Regions from separate parts of the Homo sapiens genome. Here regions 2, 3 and 4 are each linked to region 1. The links are chromatin contacts, found by Hi-C or POLR2A ChIA-PET in ENCODE. All regions are on one chromosome and are shown on one strand. Each heading gives the region's core, a stretch centred on a gene start or an enhancer-like site at or near the end of the contact. The rest is flanking DNA. Distances are from core to core; before and after follow the strand shown. Region 1 holds the start of FBXL17 (F-box and leucine rich repeat protein 17). Region 2 holds the start of NREP (neuronal regeneration related protein). Region 3 holds the start of EPB41L4A-AS1 (EPB41L4A antisense RNA 1). Region 4 holds the start of STARD4 (StAR related lipid transfer domain containing 4).

What was found. Hi-C counts contacts between places; a loop is a spot of excess contacts on that map. ChIA-PET counts read pairs that join two places held with the same protein, here RNA polymerase II (POLR2A). Pooled maps may share reads with other maps.
Region 2: a map of CD8-positive, alpha-beta T cell shows a loop between it and region 1 (8-fold over the local background). The contact joins the promoter of NREP here to the promoter of FBXL17 in region 1. A Hi-C loop is called at or near these places in 3 of 168 maps with a recorded cell type or tissue (CD8-positive, alpha-beta T cell, Right ventricle myocardium inferior and naive thymus-derived CD4-positive, alpha-beta T cell), 2 of 37 single-sample maps with no recorded cell type and 17 of 50 pooled maps. POLR2A ChIA-PET finds 5 or more read pairs at or near these places in 4 of 52 experiments (CD4-positive, alpha-beta T cell, WTC11, activated B cell and 1 more).
Region 3: a map of naive thymus-derived CD4-positive, alpha-beta T cell shows a loop between it and region 1 (36-fold over the local background). The contact joins the promoter of EPB41L4A-AS1 here to the promoter of FBXL17 in region 1. A Hi-C loop is called at or near these places in 3 of 168 maps with a recorded cell type or tissue (CD4-positive, alpha-beta memory T cell and naive thymus-derived CD4-positive, alpha-beta T cell), 2 of 37 single-sample maps with no recorded cell type and 17 of 50 pooled maps. POLR2A ChIA-PET finds 5 or more read pairs at or near these places in 3 of 52 experiments (CD4-positive, alpha-beta T cell, CD4-positive, alpha-beta memory T cell and activated CD4-positive, alpha-beta memory T cell).
Region 4: a loop to region 1 is called in a map of natural killer cell, with 13 times the contacts of the local background. The contact joins the promoter of STARD4 here to the promoter of FBXL17 in region 1. A Hi-C loop is called at or near these places in 4 of 168 maps with a recorded cell type or tissue (HepG2, naive thymus-derived CD4-positive, alpha-beta T cell and natural killer cell), 3 of 37 single-sample maps with no recorded cell type and 18 of 50 pooled maps.

Annotation. Positions count from the first base shown.
Region 1 is chr5:108,380,423-108,383,350 of GRCh38, forward strand. It overlaps FBXL17 (F-box and leucine rich repeat protein 17), which reads right to left and starts at 1,676. Exons shown (of 9, transcript NM_001163315.3): 1 at 277-1,676. The coding sequence starts at 1,269. RefSeq lists silencers at 527-606, 627-1,376, 1,577-1,826 and an enhancer at 1,927-2,046.
Region 2 is chr5:111,755,529-111,758,520 of GRCh38, forward strand. It overlaps NREP (neuronal regeneration related protein), which reads right to left and starts at 1,666. Exons shown (of 4, transcript NM_004772.4): 1 at 1,608-1,666; 2 at 242-302. The coding sequence starts at 244. RefSeq lists an enhancer at 866-1,423 and silencers at 2,017-2,416, 2,437-2,796.
Region 3 is chr5:112,159,276-112,161,775 of GRCh38, forward strand. It overlaps EPB41L4A-AS1 (EPB41L4A antisense RNA 1), which reads left to right and starts at 1,251. Exons shown (of 3, transcript NR_015370.2): 1 at 1,251-2,020; 2 at 2,428-2,500. SNORA13 (small nucleolar RNA, H/ACA box 13) reads left to right here and starts at 2,210; the gene lies at 2,210-2,342. It also overlaps a transcript of EPB41L4A not described here. RefSeq lists enhancers at 1,118-2,317, 1,136-1,345, 1,218-1,950, 1,726-1,825, 1,846-1,895 and 1 more.
Region 4 is chr5:111,511,112-111,514,112 of GRCh38, forward strand. STARD4 (StAR related lipid transfer domain containing 4) reads right to left here and starts at 1,424. Exons shown (of 6, transcript NM_139164.3): 1 at 1,274-1,424. It overlaps STARD4-AS1 (STARD4 antisense RNA 1), which reads left to right and starts at 1,115. Exons shown (of 7, transcript NR_040093.1): 1 at 1,115-1,397. RefSeq lists enhancers at 1,059-1,268, 1,749-1,888 and a silencer at 1,299-1,668.

The DNA.
Region 1 (2,928 bases), core at 426-2,925:
AACCACTGGGTTGGGATTCTAATAATAGCTGAACCCTGAATGGTGGGTTATAGAGTCAAGCTATTAAAAGACATTCAGTAGACTCCAAGTGCTCCTACTTCAAAAAATAGGCCATAGGCAGAGGCCCCACTGGCTTCCCAGTCTCCCCTTGGGACGTCCCTAGGCTGCCAGGGAACCCCCCTCCTCCGCGCTTAGGGGGAGGAGAGAGAAAGCCTCGGAGGCGGGGGCCGGGGGTGGGGGAAAGCGAGCATCCCTGCGCCTCTCGCCCAGACCCACCTTGAGCAGGATGGACGGCGGCAGCTGGTTGATGTCTGGGGTTTCGGGGGGCGGCTCCCTGTGACAGTCGCAGGGGTTTTCGGGGGACTCCCGACAGTCCGCGTCGCCACATTCATGCTGCTGCTGGGCGGACAAGGGGGCGGTGCCCCCGGCTCGGACAGCGTCCCCGCCAGCTTCGGTGGGGGCACCTTCGGAGGTGGGAGAAGAGGGCGGAGGGCAGAGCGGCTGCGGGGGCTGCTCCGGGGCCTGGCAGCAGCCGGCGTCGGGGGGCCGGGGCGGCGAAGCGCCTCCCCCCGCAGGCCCTCCCCCGCCACCGCCGCCGCCGCCGCCGCCGCAGCCCCCGCCGCCGCAGCGGGGCTGCTTGCAGGGGGTGCAGGCGGGGACCCCGGCCCCCTTCCGCTTGCACACCATTTCGGGGGGCGTAGGGAGCTCGGCCGGTGACGGTGTCGGCCCCCGGAAGAGCTGCACGGCGGCGGGCGGCCCCAGGAAGCGCACCGGCCCCAAGCTGGCCAGGAAGAGACTTCGGCCCTGCTGCTCCCAGGCGGCGGCCGCAGCCAGCCCCAACTCTTTGCAGCAGGAGGCGGGCGACGAAGCCGAGGCGGCAGCGGCGGCGGCGGCGGCGGCCGAGGATAGCAGGAAGCGGCGGGCAGCAGCGGCGCAGTCCTCGGCGGCCAGGGCCGCGTAGCGCCGCGCCAGGTGCTGAGAGGAGGAGGCGGCAGCGTAGGCCCCGTCCCGCGGCGGCGGCGAGAGCGGCGGCTCCTCCTCTGGGCCGGCGGGGGCGGGCGCGCCGGGACTGTGCACGATGAAGCAGAGCATGCAGGGCCCGCGGAAGAAGCAGTCCCGGCTCCGGGGCGCCGCCGGCTGAGGGGGCACCTTGGCTGGGGTCCGGCGGGGCAGCCTGAGGAGAGGGCGCCGGCGGCGGCACCAACTGCAACAGCGAGGCCTCTTCTGGCTCGGGCGGTTACGCGGCTCCTTCGAGAGAAGGTGGCCCATATAGAAGGCCCCGAGGAGGGGGACCGGGACGGGAGGGAGGGAGACCCAGAGAGGCGGGCTCCCGGCAGCGGGGCAGGCCGCTCGCTGGCTCGGCCCCCGGAGGGGTCGCCCTTCCTGCGCACACACACGCACACACGGGCACACACGCGACGGTGGGGGGTGGGCGTCAGCTGCGGGCCGCCGGAGTGCCCGACGGGGGCTACATGCTTTGCCCAGGGAAGCCGGGAGAACGATGGGCGCGAGCTTTGGGGACGCGAGGGAGGGAGCGAGCGAGCCTGCCGGCTAGGCGACCAGTCCGGGCCCGGCCAGCCGGCTCAGTCAGTCAGCGGAGCGGCCGGGGAAAGGCCGGGTCCCGCTCGGACCATTTTAACTGCGGATCCGCCGCCGGCGCGCGCACCCGCGACTCTGCTCGGAGCCGCAGGAGCGCGCGGCCCGTTCCGGCAGGGGGCGGAGCCAGTTGCGGTGGCGCGCTCGTGGCGGGGACGCCGGCACCCGGCTGCTCACCCGGGACGGCCGTCACACCGGCACTACGGGAAGAAGCCGGCCGGCTAGGGCACGGAGCTCTGGGCTTGCGGGGTGCGGCGCACGCCCCTCCCTCCCACCGCCTAAGGTTTTTCCGAAGCTGCTGGGCGTGCGCCGCGTTTCTGAGGCGGGAGGAGACACTTCCGAGCCAGCTGTGTGACATCCGTTTACACAGCCGCGCTGACGTCTCGAGGTGTAAGTTCAAGAGCTGCCATTGGCCGGGAGCCGCTGGGCTCTTCCCCTCACCTTCCACCCCTGTCACCACCCCTGACTCGGAAACCGAGGCCACTTCGAAGCCGCGAGGCGGGTTCCGCCGGAAGGGCCAGTGTGGGCGCTGACCGCGCTTCGGGCAGAGTGGCAGATGCGGCCCCTGGGTGATGCGCACCGAAGTCATGTGAGGGGTTGATTGGTTGTGCGGCACCACTGTTTACCCACTTGTGTTTTCTTAATTGTTGCGTACTACTGCCTTTCCACAACTTTATTTCAGAATGAAAGCATATATCAAATTACCTGTGCACAGCAGAAAGATAACAGCTTCCCCACCCAGTGAGCCATTCAACACCCAGGCTACAAACTGTAGATCACTTTATTGTCTACACCCTCGGAATCCTGTCTAGCCGTCTGTTGTATATTTTAAACATGACGGTGCAGTGCCTGCTATATGACAAACGTTGGTGATCCAGATGAGAAAGAGGAAACAGCTATGCAGGCAGTCCTTTAGAAGGTTTGACTATATCGAGGCTAAAGAGCTAGGGCAGCTGCTAGAGCGGTACCTGGTGCGGAGAGGTTAGCTTTCACAAGCGAAAAATTAGAGGAGGCAAATACCATGGGAATGAGCCACTCTAGTGAGAGAAATAAGAGGAGAAGGTGGAATGGAGAGTGCTTTAGGAAGGATACTTTCTTCATTGTGATTACAGAGAATGAGGAAAGGTAGATAAAGGACGGATACAGAGAGGTGGATGTTTCTAGCAGGAAGGTGAAAGAGTTCCTTTCTGTTGGTTTCTGTTTTGCTTCAGATAGAGCTTGGTTACCTGCTGAAGGGTGGAAGAGAAGTGGCAGGTGTTTAAAAAAAAATCTGCTAAGGATAACTTGAGAGAGCTGACTGAGGAAGAAGTATTGCAATATTCAAGGCCCAGT
Region 2 (2,992 bases), core at 416-2,915, 3.4 Mb after region 1:
TGAAAGAGGAATTTTAGTTTTCTATTCAAAATAATTGCAAGTCAAAGAACTAATTTGCCACATCCAATTCACATAAATTGCTGTACTGCAACGCTCCCAGGAACTGGAGATAGAACCTTTTAAAGGTCAGATGGGGTGTAGAACAATGAAGGGTTGAGGCGGATGAAGATGGGTGGTTGATATTTATATGTAACAGACTGGTAAGAAGTACTGAGAATCTCCTCTGATGACCAAGTCTTACCATTTTGAGAATCTTAGTCTTGGGCTTCTATTCTCCCTCTCTTCAGTCCAGGGAGACCAACCTGCAAAATATGTTTAAATACAGTAGACACATCGCCTCACCACAGGTCAGCAAACGAAAAATGCCTCTTTAGAGGTTACAGACGAATAACCATTTTCTGTGGTTAAGATAAGTTACATGCAAATTATTGTTAACTACTGGGATTTCTGAAAGAGCTTTCCAAGTGGCCTATAGGCTTAACTAAGGGACAAAGGAATCCCTGGTACTTGGCTTTGCAGAGTCCTGGGCTATTCTTAGTGTTTGGTTCATCTTTAAATTGCATGAGTTCAAAAGGTTTAGCAACTTAAAAGTAGAACCAAGTGATAAAAATAGATTGTTTTCTGGCTGCTCTTTGTTCCCAGACATACTACTGGCAGTATATTTGCAATCAAGACGACAGAATAGGAATCAGCCTTCCACCGTGTAGTGTAATGCCTCAGAGTGGATATTTTTGGAAATGGCACTGCATTACATAACCTTCCGTGTTTAAAAAAAAAAAAAAAACCCTACACGGCGGGGGGGGTGGGGGGAGTCAGGAATATACACCATTCTGTCCTTCTCCCTAAACCAAATAAACATTAATGTACATACTGCTGCAGTGATTTACCCTCAACCTTTATATTATCAGAAGACCGCTCTTTTGTTAACACAGTTATGACAAAAATTAAGATGAATGGAGAAACTAAAAGTTCTCAAAAAGGGTATCATTCGCTCTTAGAGTTTTCCTATAATGTTATTATAGATACACATAAATGCACATCAGATTATTATAATCACCAAGAAAAAAACAGTCATTTATTTTTAAGGCCCTCCCCGCCAAAGTTCAACTGCTTTATAAGAAAATGCAGAAAAAAGTGCTGCAAGATCGAATGCCTAAGAAGACCCTCGGAAGCAGCAGCATTGAAAGAGTAATCAAGTGTAAGGGCGGAGGGACACAAATTCATTTTATAAAAAGGGAGGAAAAGCTTGCATGCACCAAAGTGCATTTAATGCAAAGAAACACAACAGTTTCTAACAAGGCTTTAGGAGCAAGAAGAACAAAATTAACCACACCAACAAGCACAAAACCCCACCCCTTCCCAAAAGAATTCATTTCTCCCTCCGAACTTGTGCATTTTAGAAAAAACCCAAGTTAAATTCCAGCCTGAATGCAGCACAACCAAAATGCCAGAATTTCTCCAAGGTACACGCTTCAGCTCTTTAAAATTTAGAGGGAAGAAGCATGAACTCTGCAGGGTTGAAGGGTCCAGCTAAGAGCAACGGCAAGGAATCGACACAAAAGAGAAACCAGCGCTCCCAGCCGGGGATAGGAATGGCATATACTTACAGACAAAAGCCCCGCTCCCTGTTCACTCTCTCTCCTCTCTACACCTGAAACACAAATGTGGTTGAAAAAGGGCAACATGCTAGAAAGACAGATTGGGGGGGGAGGGGGGATTGGGGGAGGGAGGGGGAGGGGAAAGGGGTGGAGGAAGAGGAGGGAGGAGGGGGAAGGGAAACAAAACCCAAACCGGCTTCACTTCCAAGAAGTGCAGCCTTGGAAAAAGGAGGAGGAGATCATCTCCCTGCCTCGCGCTCTCTCTCCAAGAGTGTGTGTGTCTCTCTCTTTCTCTAAGAGTCTCTCTCTCTCCCTTTCCCTCTCTCTCCCGCTAGGGTGCTAGTGAACAATGAGCTAATTCTGATGGAGCTGGCGCGGAGCCAGCGCCCCAGCCTTGCTGCCACTGTGCAGCCGCCTAGGAGCCAGACTGCTTACTCGGCAGGAATCGGCGGCTCTGGGCCCCGTCGGCGAGCGGCCAACAGGCGCGCGCGCCCCGACACCCCGCACCCGCGCCCCGGGCGCCCCGCTCGCCGCGCCGTCCCCACTGCACCGCGCGGCGCCCCGGGGAGACAAAGCGGACCCGCAGCTCTGCGCCCCGGCCCCGCCCCGGGAGCACGGCGCGCGCAAATCCCCGGCCTTCCTCCCCGCCCCCGGCCAGCCTCTCCGCCTCGACGTGCGGTTGCTTTTCAGACAAATAAGGAGGTGGAGGAGGCGGTTTGGGGGCGCGCCAAGCGTGAAGGCGGCCAGGGTGCTGCACAGCCCGGCGGCCCGCCAGGGCCGTGGGGAGAGGCGGCGCGGCCCGTACTGTAATAATAAACCTGCAGCAGAGGGCATCTGAGGAAAAGAGGACGGCGACGGGCGGCAGCCGCCTTCCTTTTATGTGCCTGTCCTGAGCGAAGCAGAAAATGGTGCCTGCGGCGGCGCGGAGCCGCGCTCAGACACACAAAGAGTCCGCGAAGGATGCATTTGCACACGGCCTCGGGTCGGACCCTGCCCCTCAGCTGGGTACGCGCGCCCCACTCCCTTCCGCGGGGAAGCCCGGGGCGGGGAGCGCCCCTGAAGGCCGGGCCCAGAGGTCCTGTGGCTGCGCGTGCACACACACACGTGCACACAGTCACACGCGCACAACCAGCCAGAGCTGCGGCCTGGCGTGATCGGCCCAAGACATACTCCCCTGGTGCTTCCTTCTCCTTCCCTATACGCTCCCCCACTGCCTGCCCGTCTGAAATTGTACTTTTTAAAATCGAGGATTGCTTTAAAAAATAAAGTGCTTTGCCATTTCTGATTTTTGTAAACTCGTCGTTCTTATTTAAAATCTATCTTTTCATAGTAATGTAATAGCTCAAAATTTTGCAACAAACTCAAATAAACTGGTTCTGTTGCCAATAAAGCAG
Region 3 (2,500 bases), core at 1-2,500, 3.8 Mb after region 1:
TTCTTTCTTTTATAGAAGTAGGCTTCAAAGAAACAACGAAAGGTGCTAAAACTGGTCTCTGGATGAATCTCTGCTAGGACTTAGAGAAACATGGAGACCTAGTTGTTATCATACAACTTGTCTTGCTGCCACTTGTCCTGTCCCTTCAAGGAGTTATGGTTATCAGGAAAAAAGCCAATTAACAAACTCTGCTTAATTTTTGTGGTGATAATTAATCAACTCTAAGATTTCAGCATAAAATCCCAACACCTTGCCCTGTGTGACAAGACCCTAAGTGCCTTGCTCCTGCCTGGCTCTCCAGCTGCATCTTGTCACTCTACACTCCTTACTCGACTCCAGCCACACTGGCCAAGGCCTGCTGTCTCCAGATCTTGCATAACCGCCTTCACACATCTGCTCGGAGTTCACTTCCAGTCTTCCTATTCCTAGCCCCATGAGCTACTGAACACTTGAAATGTGTCTAGTCTGAACGGAAATGTGCTGGAAGTATAAAATATACACCGGATTTTTATGACTTAGTAGATATAAAAGAAATATCTTATTAATAATCTCATATTGATTGCCTGTTGAAATATTTAAAATATGTTGGGTTATTATTAAAATTAATTTGATCTGTTTCTTTTTACTTTTTTTTTTTTTTTTTTGAGACGGAGTTTCGCCCTTTTGTCCAGGCTGGAGTCAAGTGGCATGATCTCGGCTCACCGCAACCTCCACCCCCACCCCGCCCGGGTTCAAGCCATTTCTCCTGCCTCAGCCTCCCAAGTAGCTGGGATTATAGACGCCCGCCACCAAGCCCAAGTAATTTTTGTATTTTTAGTAGAGACGGGGTTTTGCCATGTTGGCCAGGCTGGTCTTGAACTCCTGACTTCAGGTGATCACCTGCCTCAGCCTGCCAAAGTGCTGGGATTACAGGCATGAGCCACCGCGCCCGGCGTTCTTTTCACATTTTATGTGGCAATTGGAAAATTTAAAATTACACTCATGGCTCACACTGTTTCCATCGGACAGCGCTACCCTATGGCATGACCCTCTTTTGCTGCCCTCCTGGCACTTACATTGTAGAATTTCAGCATCCGGGCTCACTTGGTCAGTGGCCTACTCACCCAAGCAGAATGTACCACAGAAACCTTGCCTGGCTCACCCACACCTGATTCCCAGGCACTCAGGCCAGGGCCTGGAGCATAGTAAGTGCTGACTAAATATCTTTCGAATGAATGACTCTACTCTTCCTCAGCTGGACTCATGAATTCTGTCGGGTCCCAAAATACGTGGTCTAAAGTCCTTTGGGCTCCTGCCGCTGCCAGCACTGATCATATGCTCTTGACCCTGGTCGGGTGGGGGGATGTCTGGATACCTCCTCTGTGGAAAGAACTGGCCACACATCCGCAGAGGTGACTCGGGCTGAGAACCCAGGCTCCTCCTCCCTTTGGTGACACGCCCCTCGGTCCCTCACTGGCACTTCTCCCTCCGGCCACACGGCGGCGTCTCGCCATAGCGCAGCGGCCGATGGTACAGCCCGCTCCCCCCTCGCGCTCTCGGACAGTGGGTCCTTCCACTTGTAGAAAAGCATTGTGGGACGGAAGCCTGTCCTTTCTTCCTTTTGGTGCGAGCTTGCTGTGGTTTTTGCTCTGGGTCCTCTGGGATGGCGCCTGGCTGTGGCCGCGTGGTCTCTCACGCAGGGGCGCCGGGCGGGGGAACGCGGCCACCCTGAGTCTGGTGAGTCGACTGCGGCGGCCTGTGTCCGAAGTGTCCGGGGCCGTGAACAAGGGCAGCGGCCTGGCCTCAGGCCTGCGTTCCCACGTTTGGAAACGGGGAGCTTCGTCGATTTGTGTTTACATCATCGACTATGCCAGGGAGTTCTCCAGATAAGCCTGGTTTTATTTTCGTCAGTGAAAAGGCCTTACCGTATAACTGACTTTATGCTTGCCCTGCCCCCGTATAAAATAACTTAAAAGCAGCGTGCCTGGTTACAGCTGTTTCCACGTGCGGTGCTCGTCGGGAGTGATCACCTACCCTACAGGTGAGTTTTCACGTTCGTGCAAGACCAGTCGCCATTTAAAACGCATCGCATTTCACTTTTCATTATTAAGTCGGATTTTAAATCGTGAGAAAATTTCTCTGAAATGTATTGTCCGTTTTTAGGCTGTAATCGGCATTACTGTCAGCCAGTCAGCAACCTTATGCCATAAAGCCTACCTCACGCAGTGTCAGCCTTTGTGTTGCCCATTCACTTTGGAAACTAGTGAATGTGGTGTCAAAAAAGGCGTAAATTAAACGCTTTGCAGCCTTTTCCTGCCCTTAAATTTGATACCTTTGGTGTAGGAGCTGCATAAGTAACAGTTGCTGCTTTTACGTTTCCACGCGTGATCTTGACCCTGCTAGCCTTAAGTGTATGGTTTCTCTTAGCCAGTTCTAATTTTTGTTCAGGTGGAAGATGGATGCCTGAAGTGTAGACTGCTGCTAGCTGAATACCATCTGGGAGCATAAAGGTGACCTGAAG
Region 4 (3,001 bases), core at 174-2,673, 3.1 Mb after region 1:
CAATCAATGTTGAACTGTTAAGTTTTCTAACTCAGACAAGTACAGCAGCTTCTCATTTTTTGAGACTGGCTCTGGCAGGAGCTCACTATTTAAAGAAATGCAACATGGAAGTATATTTCTACAATATGAATAGTGAGCCAACTTACTGTTCAAACCCCTAATGCTCTAATACTTGATTAAAAAAAAAACCTAATGCTCTGTACTTGATTTTAAAAAATAACAATAACATTTATTGATCACTTACTACATGGTCAGTCCTTCTGGCTGCTTTACATTGCATTTATTTTATTTAATCCTCACAACAGTAATAGTCCTCCTTGAGAAAATGTGTTTCATTATGGTAAAGGAATTTTAGTTATTCAGAAGCTCTAGGATTGGTGTAAATGGGCATACTTTAGATATCTTGAGGTCTTCCATAAGTGAGAATAGTAGCTTAATGTCTATACATTTTCCCTGTTTTACAGAAAGGGAAAATAGCAACAGGAAGGTTGAGTCACTTGTCCAAGATCACACAGTTCATAAGTGATGGAGCCAGAATTCCAACCCAGGGCGTCTGACTTCAGAGCCTAAAGCTCTCTCTTGTAAAACTGTGGAAGCTGATCACAGGCTGGAAAAGACTTCATATAAAAAACCTGGGCCCACCAAATATTTGTCAAGTTTTGTCCTGGCTGCTGAACCTAAAAATCTAAGGTAATCTTTCTCAAGTGTAAATTCGGGAAAACAATGACACTGATTTGGTGAGAAATTATTTGAGTTAATACATTTAGCAGGGACCTTGGAAGGCAGTAAGCCCTGGGAAAACTTTGTCTCTTGTCTTTGGCATCACCTCCGCGAAGCCTGGTGGGACGCGGCTGCCCCTGCGCTGTCTGTGCACCTCCTAAGAACCAGGAAGCGCGGTGACCTCCAAAGAACAGGACTGTCCCAAATCAAGCGGGATTACCACCGCCCCTCTCCCATTTAACAGCTGAGGACACTGAGGTCTAATGGATTCCAAGTACTTAAATAGGTGAGCGGCGCGCAGGGGCGAGTTGCAAGCCCTGGGATCCTTCCAGCTCGCCGCTTCCCCTCCCAGGGGCTCAGGTTTCTCTTTCATCTGTGAGGTCCTCTCCCGCCCGGACGCCGGGGCCCGCCATCCCCAACGTCCACCGCGAGCTCCCCAGATCCATGGTCTGGAGCAGGTCCAGAAGACGCACCTGGCAGGACGCCCCGGGCGCCACAGTCGCCCTCCACACGGGCCACCCCAATCCTGCCGCGGCTCCGTGGCTCTCCTTACCTTTACCTGAGGTGAAGCAAGGACGTGGAAGCAGCTACGGCGCGCTACCAAGCACCTCACACCGCTCTCAACAGTACTGCTCAGCCTCCCGGCCCGCCGATGCGCAGGCGACAGCAGCCAACTTGTAAGTCACCGCTGGTCGCAGCCAACTGGAAGGCACCCAGCGCCTCAGGGCAAGGCGGGCCGAGCCCCCAGCCCCGCCCCCTGGCCCGATCCCGGGGGCTCCGGGGAGGGGGGGCTGAGAGGAGGTGGCCGGAACAACGTGCGCTTGTTCGGATTGGCTGGCGCGGGAGCGTGTGGAGGGCTGATTGGTGGCCGATAAATGGAATGATTCCGCGTGGGTGTGGGCTGGCCCGAGCCGCGCCAGGGTTCCCTGGATGTCTGGGGTTGCCTGCAGGTTTGGATTGGTTGGGTTGGGTTGTCCTGTGATCACTTAATTGTGAAAGAATTTTGTCAAGCAGTAAACCGACTGGGAGAAATTGAAACAGAAGGCGAAGTGAAGGATCACAGTGAGGGATAAGGTCCAAATTCATCCCGCTTGTGGATATCCTAGTATCTCGCAACTACGCTACTCCTCCCAGGACTAAAAGTCAAATAAGAAAAAGCGCCCATGCAGAGGAGGACGAGCTCTCTGCCTCCTGCTTAGCCTGACTCAGAACTGAGAGAGCTGGGAAGGAAAATGCATATAAACGAAAGTCCCTGCCACTATGTGAATTGACCTTTAGCCAAATACGTTTGTGTGTGTGTGGGTGTGGGTGTGTGTGGGTGCGTGTGTGTGTTTCCATCCTCAGATAAAGAGTTTAGAGGGCAACCTTAGAAGCAGAGAAAAGGAGGAGGTGTGACAAGTGGATTTAGCAACTGCACAGTTTTGGAGTTTCCATCTACTCGAACATGAGAAAGATTTCTTCCAGTGGCTGTGAAGTCACCCATCTGATGGGATGCTTGGCAAACAGTGAATTTCTTCCTTTACCAGAGTAGCCATGATGCACTGATTAGCGAGGCTTGGTTTGTCTGCAAATTGCGTTTACTAAGATACGTAGTTTGAGAACCAAAAGCAGGGAAGAATGCAGTGCTACACCATTAGTGATTTCTGATAGACTTGCAATGAAAATAAATAATATTTCGTAAATTTTTAAGTCGGCCTCACCAAAAGAATTACCAAATACTACTTGCTAGTTATTATTGGCCGATTTATTTTTTACCTCCATCGTTTATATGTAAAATAATTTGTTTTATATTTATATTTATAATTTCGTGTGACATAATAGAAGAGTTCTTCGTGTGTTGTAAAGCTCCTTTCACTTAGGAATTATTGGCCAATTATTGAGGTGCTTTGGATGGATGGATGAATACGTAGATAAATAATTTGAAATGGTTGGGGAAAAGTGCTTTGTAATTAAGTTGTACCTACTTAATTCAATTACATTGAATCCTCTTAACAGCCCCCTAAGGTAGGTGTGTTTTACAGGCGAGGAGCCCCAGACATAAATCTTAAGGCAGGTTGCTTAATTACTGAGTGGAGAAACTGGAATTTGGCTGAGGTCTGCTGGACTCTGAAACTGGGCTCTTAGTCTCCATAAAATTCAGATGGTGCTTGGTAGCTCTTTGTCAAGGCACCTGTGAAGACCACTGGGACCATAAATGAAAGGCCTAATTCCTACTGTGAGGGTTTACACAGGTTTAATGGTGGAGAGGAATAAATCCACGTATCTATTTCAAAAAAGTAAA